Regions from separate parts of the Homo sapiens genome. Here region 1 is linked to region 2. A link is an interaction called in ENCODE POLR2A ChIA-PET data of the cell type or tissue named here. Cell type or tissue: B cell. All regions are shown on one strand. Each heading gives the region's core, and the rest is flanking DNA. Links, peaks and the distances in the headings are about the cores only.

Region 1 (8,274 bases), core at 1-8,000, 58 kb after region 2:
GGGTGACAGAGCGAGACTCCATCCCAAAAAAGAAAACAAAACAACTAAAAGTAGAGCTATCGTATGATCCAGCAGTCCCACTGCTGGGTATGTATCCAAAAGAAAGGAAATCAGTATATTGAAGAGATATCTGCACTCCCAGGTTTGTTGTAGCACTATTTACAATAGCCAAGATATGGAATCAATCTGTGTCCATCAACAGATGAATGGATAAAGAAAATATGGTACTTATACATAATGGAGTACTATTCAGCCATAAAAATGAATGAGATCCTGTCATTTGTAACAACATGGGTGAAACTGGAGGTCATTATGTTAAGTGAAATAAGCCAGGCACAGAAAGACAAACATTGCATGTTCTCACTTATTTGTGGGATCTAAAAATCAAAACAGTTGAGCTAATGGAGATAGTAGAAGGATGGTTACTAGAGGTTGGGAAGGGTAGTGGGGGATGGTGGGGAGGTGGGGATGGTTAGTGGGTACCAAAAAAAAAAATAGAATCAATAAGACCCAGTATTTGATAGCACAATAGGATGACTTATAGTCAATAATAATGTAATTGTACATTTTAAAATAGTATAATTGTATTGTTTGTAACACAAGGATAAATGCTTGAGGGGATGGATACCTTATTTTGTATGATCTGACTATTACATATTGTGTACCTGTAACAAAGCATCTCATGTATCCCATAAATATATGCACCTATGTACCCACAAAAATTAAATTTAATAAAATGTATAAGACTTATATGCTAAAAACTAAAATGTATGTTAGAAAACTTAAAAATACTGCAAGATTTTTTTGAGGATTATTATTATTATTTTTTCTGAGACAGGATCTTGCTCTGTCACTCAGTCTGGAGTGACTGCAGCCTTGATCTCACGGGCACAAGTTATCTCCCACCTCAGTCTCCTGAGTAGCTGGGACTACAGGTATGCAACACCATGCCTGACTGATTTTTAATTTTTTTTTGTAGGGACGGGGTCTTGCTGTGTTGCCCAGGCTGGTCTCAAACCCCCTAGCTCAAACAGTCCTCCTGCCTTGGCCACCCAGAGTGCTGGAATTACAGGCGTGAGACACTGCACCCAGCCTGAGCATTATTTTTAAATTATAAAATGAGCGCAGACTTGTAGGAATTTTGAATAAAGGAGAAAAATACGTATACATTCACTACACTAAATTATTCCAAGGTTTGTATAATTTTTTGTTTTGTTTTGTTTTTGTTTTTTTTGAGACGGAGTTTTGCTCTTATTGCCCAGGCCAGAGTGCAATGGCATGATCTTGGCTCACCGCAACCTCCACCGCCCGGGTTCAAGCGATTCTCCTGCCTCAGCCTCCTGAGTAGCTGGGATTACAGGCATGCACCACCACGCCTGGCTAATTTTGTATTTTTAGTAGAGACAGGGTTTCTCCATGTCTGTCAGGCTGGTCTCGAACTCCTGACCTTAGGTGATCCGCCCGCCTTGGCCTCCCAAAGTGGTAGGATTACAGGCGTGAGCCACTGTACCCAGACTTTTTTTTTTTTTTTTTTTGAGACAGAGTCTTGCTCTGTCGTCCAGGCTGGAGTGCAGTGGTGGCGCAATCTCAGCTTAGTGCAACCTTTGCCTCCTGGGTTCAAGTGATTCTTGTGCCTGAGCCACTCGAGTACCTGAGATTACAGACATGTGCCACCATGCCCAGCTAATTTTTGTATTTTTAGTAGAGATGGGGTTTCACCACGTTGGCCAGGGTGGTCTCGAACTCCTGACCTCAGATGATCTGCCGAAAGTGCTGGGATTACAGGGGTGAACCACTGCAAATAAGTATTTATTGATCCCCTATCATTTGCCACAGCATTTGGTAGGTGCTGGGACTGTTTCTTCCTTGCCTTCCTTAAGGCTATAGTCCATTGAGAAAGACAGACATTTCTTTCTCGATGAAAAATCACGCAAATGAGTGTGTAATTAAAACTGTGTTAACTGATTTTGACAGGTGCATGGTACTTTGAAAATGTATAGTAGAGGTATTTGACCAATCTGGGGAGCCAAGAAAGATTTCTCTGAGAAAGTTATTCTTCTGAAGGATGAGAAGGAATTAACTAGGTGAAGGGGAATGTTGGGGAATCTTCCATTCATAAGAAGCAAGTATAGAGGCCTCATGACATTAAAGGAGTATGGCTGGGGCTTAAGAACTGTGAGAGAGCTTAGAAAGAGCAATCTGGCAGGAGGGCAGATAATACGGGACATACTTTGTAGACTATGTTAAGAGCAAAAATGTCCTAACTATAAAAATAGTGGGAAACCATTGAAATGGGTTTTTTTTTTTTTTTTTTTTTGAGACAGAGTCTCGCTCTGTTGCCCAGACTGGAGTGCAGTGGTGCAATCTCTGCTCACTGCAAGCTCCGTCTCCTGGGTTCACGGCATTCTCCTGCCTCAGCCTCCTCAGTAGCTGGGACTACAGGGGCCCGCCACCACGCCCGGCTAATTTTTTTGTAATTTTAGTAGAAACGGGGTTTCACTGTGTGAGCCAGGATGGTCTCGATCTCCTGACCTTGTGATCCGCCTGCCTCGGCCTCCCAGAGTGCGGGATTACAGGTGTGAGCCACCGTGCCCGGCCTGAAATGTTTTAAGTAGTGGAGTACTTTAAGATTTGCAGTTGAAAAGAAAACAGCTTTGGTGTGTAGAGATTGGAGGGGAACGGTGGTAAAAGTAAGGAACCCAGTTATGAGTCTGTTAAAATTGTCTACACGAGAGTTGTTGGTAGCTTGGATGGTGATAGTGGTGAAAATGAAAAGAAATGGAGAGCTTAAAGAGAGGTATAGGAGGTGAAATCAGTTGCACATAAGGATGAATTGGATATGAAAAATGAGGGAAAGAGAGTTAAAGATAACATCTTGGTTCTGTACAGGGCTGGAAGGTGTGTACTAGCTTTCAAGTCTGCCCCAACTCTTTTCTCAGGGCTCTCAAATTTGTGTGTGTGTGTGTGTGCGCACGCGTGCACATAGATCCCGCTGAGCAGGGTTATGTAGGAAGCTTGGGCCTATTGTGGTCTCTGCTGTGCATTTCAACAGCCTCTGACCATTCTGGGATATTTTGAGAGTTTATGAATCCTCCTATGGCTGTCTTATTTCATGGAGCTTCCTGATAAATCTCTGACTCATCTTCTCATTTGTTGCTTGTCTCAGGTAAGACCCAATGGCAGGCAATTGGCCACTAAGATTGGAGTAACGATACTCCACATCTCATCTGTTCCCTTCAGCTGTTGCAGTGCAGTGGTTGGTACTCATATTCTGTCCTTCCCTGGTTAAACTACTGGACTCATAGTTCAACCTGTGATTTGAACTGAGGAGTAGGGTACTGAATAGGGGAGTTGATCCTAGGTGTGAATCACAGAGACTCATGGTATTCTTACCCAAAGTTCAGTCGTTTTCATGAGTGAACATTTCTTAGTTTGTTTTATGCTTTTGGTCAGTTTCCAAGTGCTGAAATGGTTGTCTTGACTGTTTTGGGTTAGCTTTATAGTTTTCTTGAGAAGAGATTTGTCAACCTCCTTACATGGTCATGATGGTAACCACAAGTCCTTTTTTAGTTTGTTTATTGACTTAACACCACTCAGTGACTATTTTGAGTTTTCATCAAGGTATATAACTGTGTAATCACCTCCACAATCAAGATAGAGAACATTACCTCAAAAGTTACCCTCCTGCCCCTTACCAGTAATTTCTCTTCCTCTTCTGACCTGGCTCCAGGCAAATGCTGGTCTGTTTTCCTTTAACTGTTGATTAGTTTTTTTCTAGTTTCATACAGGTAGAATCATAGTTTGTAGTCTTTTAGACATTGCTTCTTTTGCTCACCATAATGTCTTTGAGATTCATCTGTGTCGTTGGATGCATCAGTAGTTTGTTCCGTTTTATTGTTGAGCAATTTTTCATTGTAGAGATAGGTCTCAATTTGTTTATTCACATGTTGATGGATATGTGGGTTATTTCCAGTTTTTGTCCCTTATGACTAAGGCTGCTATGATGAACATTCACGTCTTTATTTCTCTTGAGTAAATACCTAGGAATGAAATGGCTGGGTAATGTAGTAGATACATGCTTATTTTTTAAGAAACTCCCAAACTGTTTTCCAAAGTGGATGTACCACTTTATATTCCTTTTTTTTTTTTTTTTTTTTTGAGATGGAGTTTCACTCTTGTTGCCCAGGCTGGAGTGCAATGGCATGATCTCGGCTCACCGCAACCTCTGCCTCCCAGGTTCAAGCGATTGTCCTGCCTCAACCTCCCAAGTAGCTGGGACTACGGGCTCCTGCCACCATGCCTGGCTAATTTTTTGTGTTTGTAGTAGAGATGGGGTTTCACTGTGTTAGCCAGGATGGTCTCGATCTTTTCACCTCGTGATCCACCCGCCTTGGACTCCCAAAGTGCTAGGATTACAGGTGTGAGCCACCGTGCCTGGCCTTTTTTTTTTTTTTTTTTTTTTTTGGAGACAGAGTCTTTCTCTGTCACCCAGTCTGGAGTGCAGTGGTATGGTCTCGGCTCCTGAGTTCAAGCAATTCAATTCTCCTACCCCAGCCTCCTGAGTAACTGGAATTACAGGTGCATGTCACCACACCCAGCTAATTTTTGCATTTTTAGTAAAGACGGGGTTTCACTGTGTTGGCCAGGCTGGTCTCAAATCCTTGTCCTCAAGCAATCTGCCTATCTCGACCTCCCAAAGTGCTGGGATTACAAGTGTGAGCCACCATGCCCAGCCCACAAGTTGTCATTTCATCTGTTGATGGAATCTGGGTTGTCTTTGGTGTTTGACATTATGGAAAGAGCTGCTATGAACATACATATACAAGTTTTTGGGTGGTAATGTTTTCATTTCTACTGAGTAATTAATAGTAGTGGAATTGAAGCAAAGTTAAAAAGAGAAAAACAAGTTTTCCTGTACTTGGCTGACTCACTCCAAGGCCAGCAATAGGCAGGGCCCTGGCAGAGCCTTGATAACACTATCTGAAAAGCCAGAGCCCAAAGGAATGAGCTCCAGATACTCTCCCAGCACACTGCCCCCCACACCCCGCCCCAGAGTGAGGATAAGAAAAGAAAACAAATTCCTTTCTCATAACTATTTCTACAAATACCTGTGTTTCACAAGTTTTGTAAGTTCCTGTTTTCCCTACTGTGCAGCTGCATGATCACAAGCTATGCCTGCGTTGCGAGACCTGTCGCAATTTAATTAACTGCCTTTGTTCTGCTTCTGTAAGCCTGCTTGCCTGCCCCATGAGTTTCGCACTGTCACATTCCCACCGCACCATTCAAACTAGCCAACTCCCTTTCAGAAGTGTGTATAAAAGTCAAGCCCTGTCTTTGTTGAGGGCTCAGCCTTTGGATGTTAATCTGCTGGGCTGGTGGCCACCTAAAGAAAATCCTCCTGTTCCACGCATTGGTCTCTCCAGTCTCCAGATTCCTGCAACAGAATGACTGGCTTACATGACAGTTATACTTTTTTTTTTTTTTTTTTTTTAAAGAAACTGCCAGTTTTCCAAAGTGGTTATGCCATTTTACATTCCCATTAGCAGTATATGAGAGGTTCATTATATTCTGCATTCCTGCCCACATTTGTATTGTCACTATTTTCAATTTTAGCCATTCTAATGGATATACAGTGTTAGGCCATTGTAAATTTAATTTGTAATTTCTTGATGAATAATGATATTGAATATCTGTTTGTTTTTCCTTATTGGCCTTTAGTATATCTGCTTTTGTGAAGTTTGTTAATATCGCTTGCTTCTTTTAAATATTGGTTTGTCTTTTTTTATTTTTTCTTTTGAGATAGGGTCTCAGTGTGTTGTTCAGGCTGGAGTGTAATTTTTGGAATCCACCTAGAGATGTAAAGTGACATAGCCAGCCTCCCAGTGTTTATGTGTTTAATAAGCATGTTTATGCTGCATTACCCAAGTGTTTTTTACTATTTCATCCTTTTCACACTTTGATTTTTGTATACTTTCTTCTTTTTTTTTTTTTTTGAGATAGAGTTTCACTCTTGTTACCCAGGCTGGACTGCAGTGGTGTGATCTTGGCTCACTGCAACCTCTGCTTCCTGAGTGCAAGCAGTTCTCCTGCCTCAGCCTCCCAAGTAGCTGGGACTACAAGTGCCTGCCACCATTCCCAGCTAATTTTTGTATTTTTAGTAGAGACGGGGTTTCACCATGTTGACCAGGCTGGTCTCAAACTCCTGACCTCAGGTGATCCTCCTGCCTCAGCCTCCCAATGTGGTGGGATTACAGGCGTGAGCCACCGCGCCTGGCAGATTTTTGTATGTTTTCCAGTACACAAAATACATACATTAGTATTCATATAGTTAAAAAAGTAAATATACATATGTTGTGGTTGTGCCTTACAAATTATCAGTAGAGATACTTTATAATTATTAGACTTTAAGTCTTTAAGTTCTGGGGTACATGTGCAGAACGTACAGGTTTTTTATATAGGTATATTCGTGCCATGATGATTAGATATATTTTTAAAAGGTAAGAAAATATTTGTGCCTGGGCATGGAGGCTCACATCTGTAATCCCAGCACTTTGGGAGACCTGGGTGGGAGGATCACTTGAGCCCAGGAGTTCGAGACCAGTCTGGGCAATGTAGTGAGACCTTGTCTCTACAAAAAATAAAAAGTAAATTAGCTGGGTGTGGTGGCACATGCCTGTGGTCCTAGCTACTTGGGAGGTTGAGATGGAAGAATTGCTTGAGTCTAGGAGGTTGAGATTGTGGTGAGCCGTGTTGGCCTCATAAAGTGCTGGGATTACAGCATGAGCCACTGCACCCGGCCAAGAATTTTTTTTTTTTTTTTTGAGATGGAGTCTTGCTCTGTTGCCCAGGCTGGAGTGCAGTGGCACAGTCTTGGCTCAACCCCTGTCTCTGGGGTTCAAATGATTCTCATGCCTCAGCCTCCCCAGTAGCTGGGATTATAGGTGCACACCACCATGCCCAGCTGATTTTTGTATTTTTAGTAGAGATGGGGTTTCGCCATGTTGGCCATGCTGGTCTCCAACTCCTGATCTCAGGTGATCCACCTGCCTCAGCCTCCCAAAGTGCTGGGATTACAGGCGTGAGCCAACATTTCTGGCCCAATAATTGTTTGTATATTCTGGATACAAGTCTTTTGCAAGATAAATGTATTGCACATATTTTCTTCCATTCTATGGTGGCTTTTTGTTTTCTTTTTTGATACGGGGTCTTACTCTGTTGCCTAGGCTGGAGTGCAGTAGCATGACCACATCTCATTGCAGCTTTGACCTCCCTGGTTCAGGTGATTCTTCCACTTCAGCCTTCTGAGTAGCTGGAACTACAGGTGTGTGCCACCATACCCAGCTAATTAAAAAAAATTTTTTTTTTTTTATAGAGACAAGGCCTTGCTATTTTGCCCAGATTGTCATTCTGTGGCTTCTTAATGGTCTTTTTTTAAAGAGCAGAAGTTTTAAATTTCAATAAAGTCAAATTTATCAATTTAAAAAATTTCTTTATGTCCTAAGAAAGCTTTATTTACTTAGTCACCTTTTTTTTTTTTTAAACTGAGACAGGGTCTCACTATGTTGCTGAGGCTCGTCTTGAACGCTTGAGTTCTAGTGATCCTTCTGCCTTGGCTCCCCAAAGTGCTGGGATTACAGGCATGTGCCACTATTCCTGGCCAAATCTTGATAGTTCTACACTCTTTTGGGTCTTTCGCTCCTTTGAGAATTCAATAAAAAATATAAAAATTTTTCCAAGGAAGATACAGAAAAAACCAATTTTACACACAATTTTAGTTAATCCCCTGAAGCCAATCTATAGATTCTTTAAGGGCTTTTGGATTGACAGGTTAAGAACTCTTGGCTGGCAGTTCTCTAAGTATTAATCTATCTCTTCTTTTGAGATGAGGTCTCACTCTGTTGCCCAGGCTAGAGTGCAGTGGCGCCATCATGGCTCAATGCAGCCTCCACCTCCCTAGGCTCAGGTGATCATGCCACTTTAGCCTCTCAAGTAGCTGGGACTATAGGTGTGCACCACCACACCTGGCTAATTTTTAAAATTTTTTTGTAGAGGTGGGGTCTTTCTTTTTTTGAAACGGAGTCTCGCTCTGTCTCACAGGCTGGAGTGCAGTGACACAATCTCGGCTCACTGCAAGCTCTGCCTCCCAGGTTCACGCCATTCTCCTGCCTCAGCCTCCCGAGTAGATGGGACTACAGTTGCCTGCCACCACGCCCGGCGAATTTTTTGTATTTTTAGTAGACTTGGGGTTTCACCGTGTTAGCCAGGATGGTTTCG
Region 2 (8,279 bases), core at 1-8,000:
CTCGGCTCACTGCAACCTCCGCCTCCCAGGTTCAAGCAATTCTCCTGCCTCAGCCTCCTGAGTAGCTGAGATTACAGGCATGCACCACTACGCCCGGCTAATTTTGTATTTTTAGTAGACACGGGGTTTCTCCATGTTGAGGCTGGTCTTGAAATCCTGACCTCAGGTGATCCGCCTGCCTCAGCCTCCCAAAGTGCTGGAATTACAGGCGTGAGCCACCGCGCCCAGCTATTTTTTTTTTTGAAATAAAAAAAGTATCGATATTCTTCAAATCCAAGTCCTCTTGAAAATCTATGACCTCAGGCTGGGCATGGTGGCTCATGCCTGTAATCCCAGCACTCTGGGAGGCTGAGGCGGCCACATCACCTGAGGTCAGGAGTCTGAGACCAGCATGGCCAACATGGTGAAACCCCGTCTCTACTAAAAATACAAAATTAGCTGGCCGTGGTGGTGCATGCCTATAATCCCAGCTACTCGGGAGGCTGAGGCAGGAGAATTGCTTGAACCCAGGAGGTGGAGGTTGCAGTAAGCCGAGATTGCGCCATTGCACTCCAGCCTGGGCATTAAGAGCGAAACTCTGTCTCAATAAATAAATAAATAAATAAATAAATAAATAAATAAATAAGAAAATCTATGACCTCAGAGTGAAGGTGTAGAACACCTGATTTTTCTTTTTTTTTTTTTTGAGACAGGGTCTCACCCCGTCGCCCAGACTGGAGTGCAGTGGCACAATCTTGGCTCACCACAATCTCCGCCTCCCAGGCTCAAGCGATTCTCCTGCCTCAGCATCCTGAGTAGTTGGGATTACAGGTGCACACCACCATGCCCAGCTAATTTTTTTGTATTTTTAGTAGAGACAGGGTTTTGCATGTTGACCAGGCTGGTGTTGAACTCCTGACCTCAAATGATCCACCCACCTCGGCCTCCCAAAGTGCTGGGATTACAGGTGTGAGCCACCACGCCCGGCTGAGAACACTGGATTTTAAAGTCATGTTATTTGGCTTGATTGCCACCTGCATCTCTAATTGATAATATACAACTTAGTTTTAGAGTCTTTATTTGTTCTACATAAGGACCAAAAAAAGAGAAAAAACTTAAAAGAAAAAGAGACACAGGTCTTTTTTTTTTGAGACAGAGTTTCACTTTTGTCACCCACGGTGTAGTGCAATAGTGCGATCTCAGTTCACTGCAACCGCCGCCTCCCGGGTTCAAGTGATTCTCCTGCTGGGATTACAGGCGCCCACCACCACACCCGGCTAATTTTTTGTATTTTTAGTGGAGATGGGGTTTCACCAGTTTGGCCAGGCCGGTCTCAAACTCCTGACCTCAGATGATCCACCCGCCTCGGCCTCCCAAAGTGCTGAGATTACAGGCGTGAGCCATCAAACCCAGCCACAGAGGTCTTTCTATAATACGTTCCTCTATGTATTTAAAAACTTGAAATAACTAGCATAAAATGAATATTCCATTCAGTAATAATTTCTTGTTTTTTATTTTTAATTTATTTTATTATACTTTAAGTTCTAGGGTACATGTGCACAACGTGCAGGTTTGTTACACACGTATACATATACCAAGTTGGTGTGCTGCATCCATTAACTAGTCATTTACATTAGGTATATCTCCTAATGCTATCCCTCCCCCCTCCCCCAACCCCATGACAGGCCTGGGTGTGTGATGTTCCCCACCCTGTGTCCAAGTGTTCTCATTGTTCAATTCCCACCTGTGAGTGAGAATATGCAGTGTTTGGTTTTCTGTCCTTGTGATAGTTTGCTCAGAATGATGGTTTCTAGCTTCATCCACGTCCCTACAAAGGACATGAACCCATCCTTTTTTATGGCTGCATAGTATTCCATGGTGTATATGTGCCACAATTTCTTAATCCAGTCTATCATTGATGGACATTTGGGTTGGTTCCAAGTCTTTGCTATTGTGAATAGTGCCGCAATAAACATACATGTGTCTTTATAGCTGTATGATTTATAATCCTTTGGGTATATACCCAGTAATGGGATGGCTGGGTCAAATGGTATTTCTAGTTCTAGATCCTTGAGGAATCGCCACACTGTCTTCCACAATGGTTGAACTAGTTTACAGTCCCACCAACAGTGTAAAAGTGTTCCTATTTCTGTACAACCTCTCCAGCACCTGTAGTTTCCTGGCTTTTTAGATTCTTTTTAGATTTTTATTTTTTTGAGATGGAGCCTTGCTCTGTCGCCCAGTGCAGTGGTGTGATCTCAGCTCACTGCAACCAGGTTCAAGAGATTCTCCTGACTCAGCCTCCTGAGTAGCTGGGACTACAAGCGCATGCCACCATGCCCGGCTAACTTTTTTTTTTTTTTTTTTTGAGACGGAGTCTGGCTTTTTTGCCCAGGCTGGAGTGCAGTGACACGATCTTGGCTCACTGCAACCTCCTCCTCCTGGGTTCAAGTGATTCTTGTGCCTCAGCCTTCAGAGTAGCTGGGATTACGGGTGCATGCCACCATGCCTGGCTAGTTTTTGTATTTTTAATAGAGACGGGGTTTCTCCTTGTTGGTCAGACTGGTCTCCAGCTCCTGACCTCAGGTGATCTGCCTGCCTCGGCCTCCCAAAGTGCTGGGATTAGAGGTGTGAGCCACTGCACCCGGCCAATTTTTGTATTTTTAGTAGAGATGGGGTTTTGCCATCTTGGCCAGGCTGGTCTCGAACTCCCGACCTCAAGTGATCCACCTATCTTGGCCTCCTAAAGTGCTGGGATTACAGGCGTGAGCCACTGTGCCTGGCCCTAGTTTTCGATTTTAATCAATAAGTTATTTCTGAGGCAGGGGGAGATACTTTGCCGGTTCAAATTAAAAAGGACTCAACAAGGCCAAATTTATGTTAAGAAATCAGAAACAGATCCTTTGGAAAAGCCTAATATTTTTCTCCTACTAGGTCTTTCTAGACTGGACACCAGGATGTTGAAAATACTGACATTACCCCTTTATTACCAAAGATATAGAGTCAATTTCCAGTTTCCACACATTTATGAAGTAACTTTCTCAAGTTCTTTTAGTGCCCAAAATTTCAGAGATAGCTATATGAAGTCTCAGAAAAATCTACATATTAGGGCCGAGTGTGGTGGGTTCGCACCTGTAATCCCAGCACTTTGGGAGGCCGAGGTAGGTGGATCACCTGAGGTCAGTAGTTTGAGACCAGCCTGGCCAACATGATGAAACTCCGTCTCTACTAAAAACACAAAAATTAGCCGAGTTTGGTGGTGGGTGTCTATAATCCCAGCTACTCAGGAGGCTGAGGCAGGAGAATTGCTTGAACCCAGGAGGCAGAGGTCGCGGTGAGCCGAGATTGCACCATTGCACTCCAGCCTGAGTGACAGAATGAGACTCTGTCTCAAAAAAAAAAAAAAAAACCTACGTATTTGTAAATGTAATATATAATAGTAATATGTAGCAAAATCTACATATTAGTAAAATTTCAATACAATTTTTTACTTTTCAGAAAGGTATCTTTACCATAAAGAACCTACTATTTCTTAATTTATAGAATCAGTTTTTACCCAGAAATCTAAGTAAATTGAATTAGTTAAGTTCACTTGAGGTCCTTCTGTTCTGGATTAATAGATTATACTATGCAATCATTACAGTAGTCCCGCCACCACTCCCCACTCAACATCTGCAGATTTGCTTTCTATGGTTTCAGTTATCTGTGGTCAACTGCAGTCCAAAAATATGAAATAAAAAATGCCGGCCAGGCACGGGGGCTCACGCCTGTAATCCCAGCACTTTGGGAGGCTGAGCTGTGTGGATCACAAGGTCAGGAGTTCAAGACCAGCCTGGCCAACATGGTGAAACCCTGTCTCTACTAAAAATAAAAAAAAATTAGCCGGGCATGGTGGTGGGCACCTGTAATCCCAGCTACACGGGAGGCTGAGGCAGGAGAATTGCTTGAAACTGGAAGGCGGAGGTTCCAGTGAGCTGAGATGGCACTGCTGCACTCCAGCCTGGGCAACAAGAGCGAAAGTCCATCTCAAAAAAACAAAATAAAAAAATAAATAAATAAATAAAAAATAGCCAGATTGGGCATGGTGGCTCATGTCTGTAATCCCAGCACTTTGGGAGGCCAAGGTGGGTGGATCGCTTGAGCCCAGGAATTCAAGACCAGCCTGGGCAACGTGGCGAGACTCTAGCTCTACAAAAAATAAAAAAGTAGCCAGGTGTGGTGGCACACACCTGTGGTTAAACAATTTGGGAGGCTGAGGTGGGAGGAATGCTTGAGTCTGGGAGGTCACGACTGCAGTGAGCCATAATTGTGCACTGCACTCCAGCCTGTGTGACAGAGAAGACCCTATCTCAAAAAAAAAAAAAAAAATTCCAGAAGTAAACAATTCATAAGTTTTTTAAAGTGCTGGCTATTCTGAGTAGCATGATGAAATCTCAAGCTATCCCATTCTACCCTGTTTAGGATGTCAATCATCCCTTTGTTCACCACACTGTATACGCTATCTGCTCATTAGTGCCTTAGCCATGTTGGTTCTCAGAGAGAAAAACACCGTATATAGAGGGTTTGGTATTATCCACCATTTCAGATATCCATGGGGGGTTTTGAAACGTATCCCCTATGGATTAGGCATGGACTAGTATATTCTAAAAACATGTTAGTATGTCACAAAATGTTAAAATATACATACATTTTGAAATGTTTTAAGAATACAGTTGGAATGCACAGTAAAAAGGCAGCAAATATTTTCTCCCAATGAATTCATAGCAAACAAGAACACATGTAAGAAAAACTCATCAAGGTCGATATTTTTTTCCCTCTCTTAACAGTATAATATTCATGAAAACTGAATTTCTTCCAGGTCTTTTAAAATTATCCTTATTGTATTAGAAATGGTCCAGTCAACTTTAAGGAATGTTCATTTTAAAACAGCATTAAAAGTACCAAAATACACAAATACTTTGGGCAAGACTTAAATGCATACTTGATAACAGCAGGCTGGGTGTAACGGCTCATGCCTGTAATCACAGCCCTTTGGGCGGCCAAGGTAGAAGGATGACTTGAACCCAAGAGCTCATGACCAGCTTAGGCAACATACAGAGACCCTGTTTTTTTTTTTTTTTTTTTTTGAGATGAAGTCTTGCTGCTCTTTTGCCAGGCTGGAGTGCAGTGGCGCGATCTTGGATCACTGCAACCTCCACCTCCCGGGTTCAAGCAATTCTCCTGCCTCAGCCTCCTAAGTAGCTGGGACTATAGGCGTGTGTCACCACGTCCAGCTAATTTTTCTATTTTCAGTAGAGACTGGGTTTCACCATATTGGCCAGGATGGTCTCGCCCTCTTGACCTTATGATCCACCTGCCTTGGCCTCCCAAAGTGTTGGGATTATAGGCGTGAGCCACTGCATCCAGCAAGAGACCCTCTTAAAAAAAAAAAAGGTAAAAACAAGGAATTCATCCTTTACCAATGAGTGGTGAATGGATCCTGCAAGTCAGCAGAAGATTTCCATGCTTTCTCTCACTCTACAGATGTTCCTTGACTTACAATGGGGTTACATCTAGATAAACTTATTACCAATTGCTGCCTAGCAGTGCAAGAGAAGTACAGTTTCTACTCAACATCTATTGCTTTCACACCATCGTAAAGTTGAAAAAAATCATAAAGCTGAACCATAGGAAGTTGGGGACCATGTGTACGTGTAGTTTTAGTAGTTTTTCTTAGTACCAGTATCTCCTTAACATAACCACAACCAAAGAATGGGGGAGGCAAAACTTTAATGTAGGGGTCTAAATTCTGCTGATAGGAAGCAACCTTTTCTCTCTCAGGGGTTCACCTTTGTGGAGGTACAAAGTAAGAACTATCAGAACATGAGATTCTGATCTAATCCGCTAAGGGTCCTTGGCCCAAATCTGGCTTGCAGACAGGTCTGACTTACACAGGGTTTAAAAATAGTTTTTTTTTTTTTTGGCTGGGCTTGGTGGCTAATGCCTCTAATCCCACCACTTTGGGAGGTCATGGCGGGTGGATCACTTGAGGTCAGGAGTTCGAGACCAACCTGGCCAACACGGTGAAACTCTTGTCTCTACTAAAAATACAAAAAAAATTAGCCGGAAATTAGCCATGTGGGGTGGCACATAACTGTAATCCCAGCTACTCAGGAGGCTGAGGCATAAGAATCGCTTGAACACAGGAGGCAGACGTTGCAGTGAGGTGAGATGGTGTCATTGTACTCCAGCCTGGGAGACAGAGTGAGACTGTCTCAAAAAAAAAAAAAAATTGTTTTTTTGATACATGTTCTCGCTCTCACTCAGGTTGGAATACAGTGGCACAATCATATCTCACTTTAGCCTTGACCTCCTGGGCTCAAGTTATCCTCCCACCTCAGCCTTCCCAAGGTGCTGGGACTACAGACATGCGCCACATGCCCAGCTAATATTTAAAATTTTTAGTAGAGATGGGATCTCACCATGTTGGCCAGGCTGGTCTTGAACTCTTAGGCTCAAGTGATCCTCCTACCTTGGCATCCCAAAGTGTTTGGATTACAGCATAAGCCACTATGCCTGGCTGGGCTTAAAAATTTTTTAATTTAGTTACACATTTAAAAATCAGAGGGGCCGGGTGCAGTGGCTCACGCCTGTAATCTCAGCACTTTGGGAGGCCGAGGCGGACGGATCACGAGGTCAGGAAATCGAGACCATCCTGCCCAACATGGTGAAACCTTGTCTCTACTAAAAATACAAAAATTAGCCGGGCGTGGTGGTGTGTGCCTGTAGCCCCAGCTACTCGGGAGGCTGAGGCAGGAAAATCGCTTGAACCCAGGAGGTGGAGGCTGCAGTGAGCTGAGATTGCGCCGCTGCACTCCAGCCTGGGTGACAGAGGGAGACTCCATCTCAAAAAACACAAACGCAAAAACAAAAACAGAGGGATTTCTATATAAATCTGGCTTTCCAGAGTCTTTTGAAAACCTGAAAGAGGGCTGGGCGCGGTGGCTCACGCCTGTAATTCTAGCACTTTGGGAGGCCGAGGTGGGCGGATCACAAGGTCAGGAGATCGAGACCATCCTGGCTAACATGGTGAAACCCCGTCTCTACTAAAAATACAAAAAAATTAGCTGGGCATGGTGTCAGGCACCTGTAGTCCCAGCTACTCAGGAGGCTGAGGCAGAAGGATGGCATGAACCTGGGAGGTGGAGCTTGCAGTAAGCCGAGATCGCGCCACTGCACTCCAGCCTGGGTGACAGAGCAAGACTCTGTCTCAAAAAAAAAAAAAAAAAAAAAAGAAAAGAAAACCTGAAAGATATGGTAACAGCTGAGTAGGAATGGCATTCACTCTTCAGCTGACCATATCCCCTTCCTGGCTCTCATTTTAATTTCTCATCTGGCTTCTGTAGCCATCTGAGTTCGCAAACCCTACTTACAAGACCTAAGGAGGAAAAGCACAACGTCAGCTGGTCCGGGTAGCCCCAGTGGCCAAACCCTGGTCCAGCTCTGGGTGTGAGCTAGGCCCCCTCACCTGGAAAGTCAGTGACAGCAGGGTCCGCCAGCCGCCCATAGCGTGCCATTAGTTTGAGCTTGGTCTCCTGTTTTCTGTGTTTCTTGCCCACATAATGTTGTTGAGCCATGACAGGGTCGTTGAAAGTTGCATGGCAGAGGCTGCAGAACTTGTCTGGGTCTATCATCTCTCTATTCTGGTGCAAGGCTAAGGTGGAGGCCACAAGGAAAGGATTTGTAAGGCGTTTTGACAGAGCTGCAGTGAGAGAGTTCAAACAGAAACAATGAAAAAACCCAGAAGGTGTCAGGCTTTTGAGTATGCTGAATAGAAAGGGCTGTGACACCAGTTAATCCTACTGCAGATGTGGCACTGCCTGTGTGAGTCACACAGGTGAATGCATTCTCTAATTGGGAAACCTGGGAAGATTTGAGGGAGCCCAAAGACTGGCTATTTCATTCAGCGGCTTTAACTACTTTAAGCCCACAAATCCTGGTGGTTCTCATATTCTTAGGAGGCCCTGAGCTTCTCCTGTCAGGCTGCCAAGTTACAATAGACTAGAGATGCACACTTGCACTCTTGCAGGGATACCTCAGTACTTCCCAGAACTTCACAGCAAGTGGGACACGAAGTTTGGGAGTTTTATTCTCATCCTTAAAGTAATACAGTTGCAGAGCTGGGAACAAATGCACAGATACAGAAATTGAGGCTTGAGTTCCTGGAGCTCATACAAGGTCATTCAGAAAAGGTAACCATACTAGGGATGCCTTTTAGGCTACATTGCATATTATAGGCTGAGTAGAGAGAAAAGAGGACC

Evidence for each region. Peaks named below come from ENCODE experiments on the same cell type or tissue, not always from the same donor. Only the 100,000 strongest peaks of a DNase experiment are listed, where the experiment ranks them.
Region 1: POLR2A ChIA-PET joins it to region 2 with 12 read pairs; 8 of 35 experiments call an interaction of 5 or more read pairs at or near these places.

Annotation. Positions count from the first base shown.
Region 1 is chr5:176,991,728-177,000,001 of GRCh38, reverse strand. The region is part of intron 1 of UIMC1 (ubiquitin interaction motif containing 1); the gene reads left to right. Among named protein-coding and RNA genes, the nearest start is that of UIMC1, 11 kb to the left of the region's middle. In B cell, for the core only: no CTCF peak of the experiment used is centred there; DNase peaks (open chromatin) are centred at 3,785 and 5,201; H3K4me3 peaks cover 1,365 bases; H3K27ac peaks cover 6,288 bases.
Region 2 is chr5:177,050,144-177,058,422 of GRCh38, reverse strand. ZNF346 (zinc finger protein 346) reads right to left here. Exons shown (of 7, transcript NM_012279.4): 5 at 7,487-7,672. Among named protein-coding and RNA genes, the nearest start is that of ZNF346, 32 kb to the right of the region's middle. In B cell, for the core only: no CTCF peak of the experiment used is centred there; no DNase peak of the experiment used is centred there.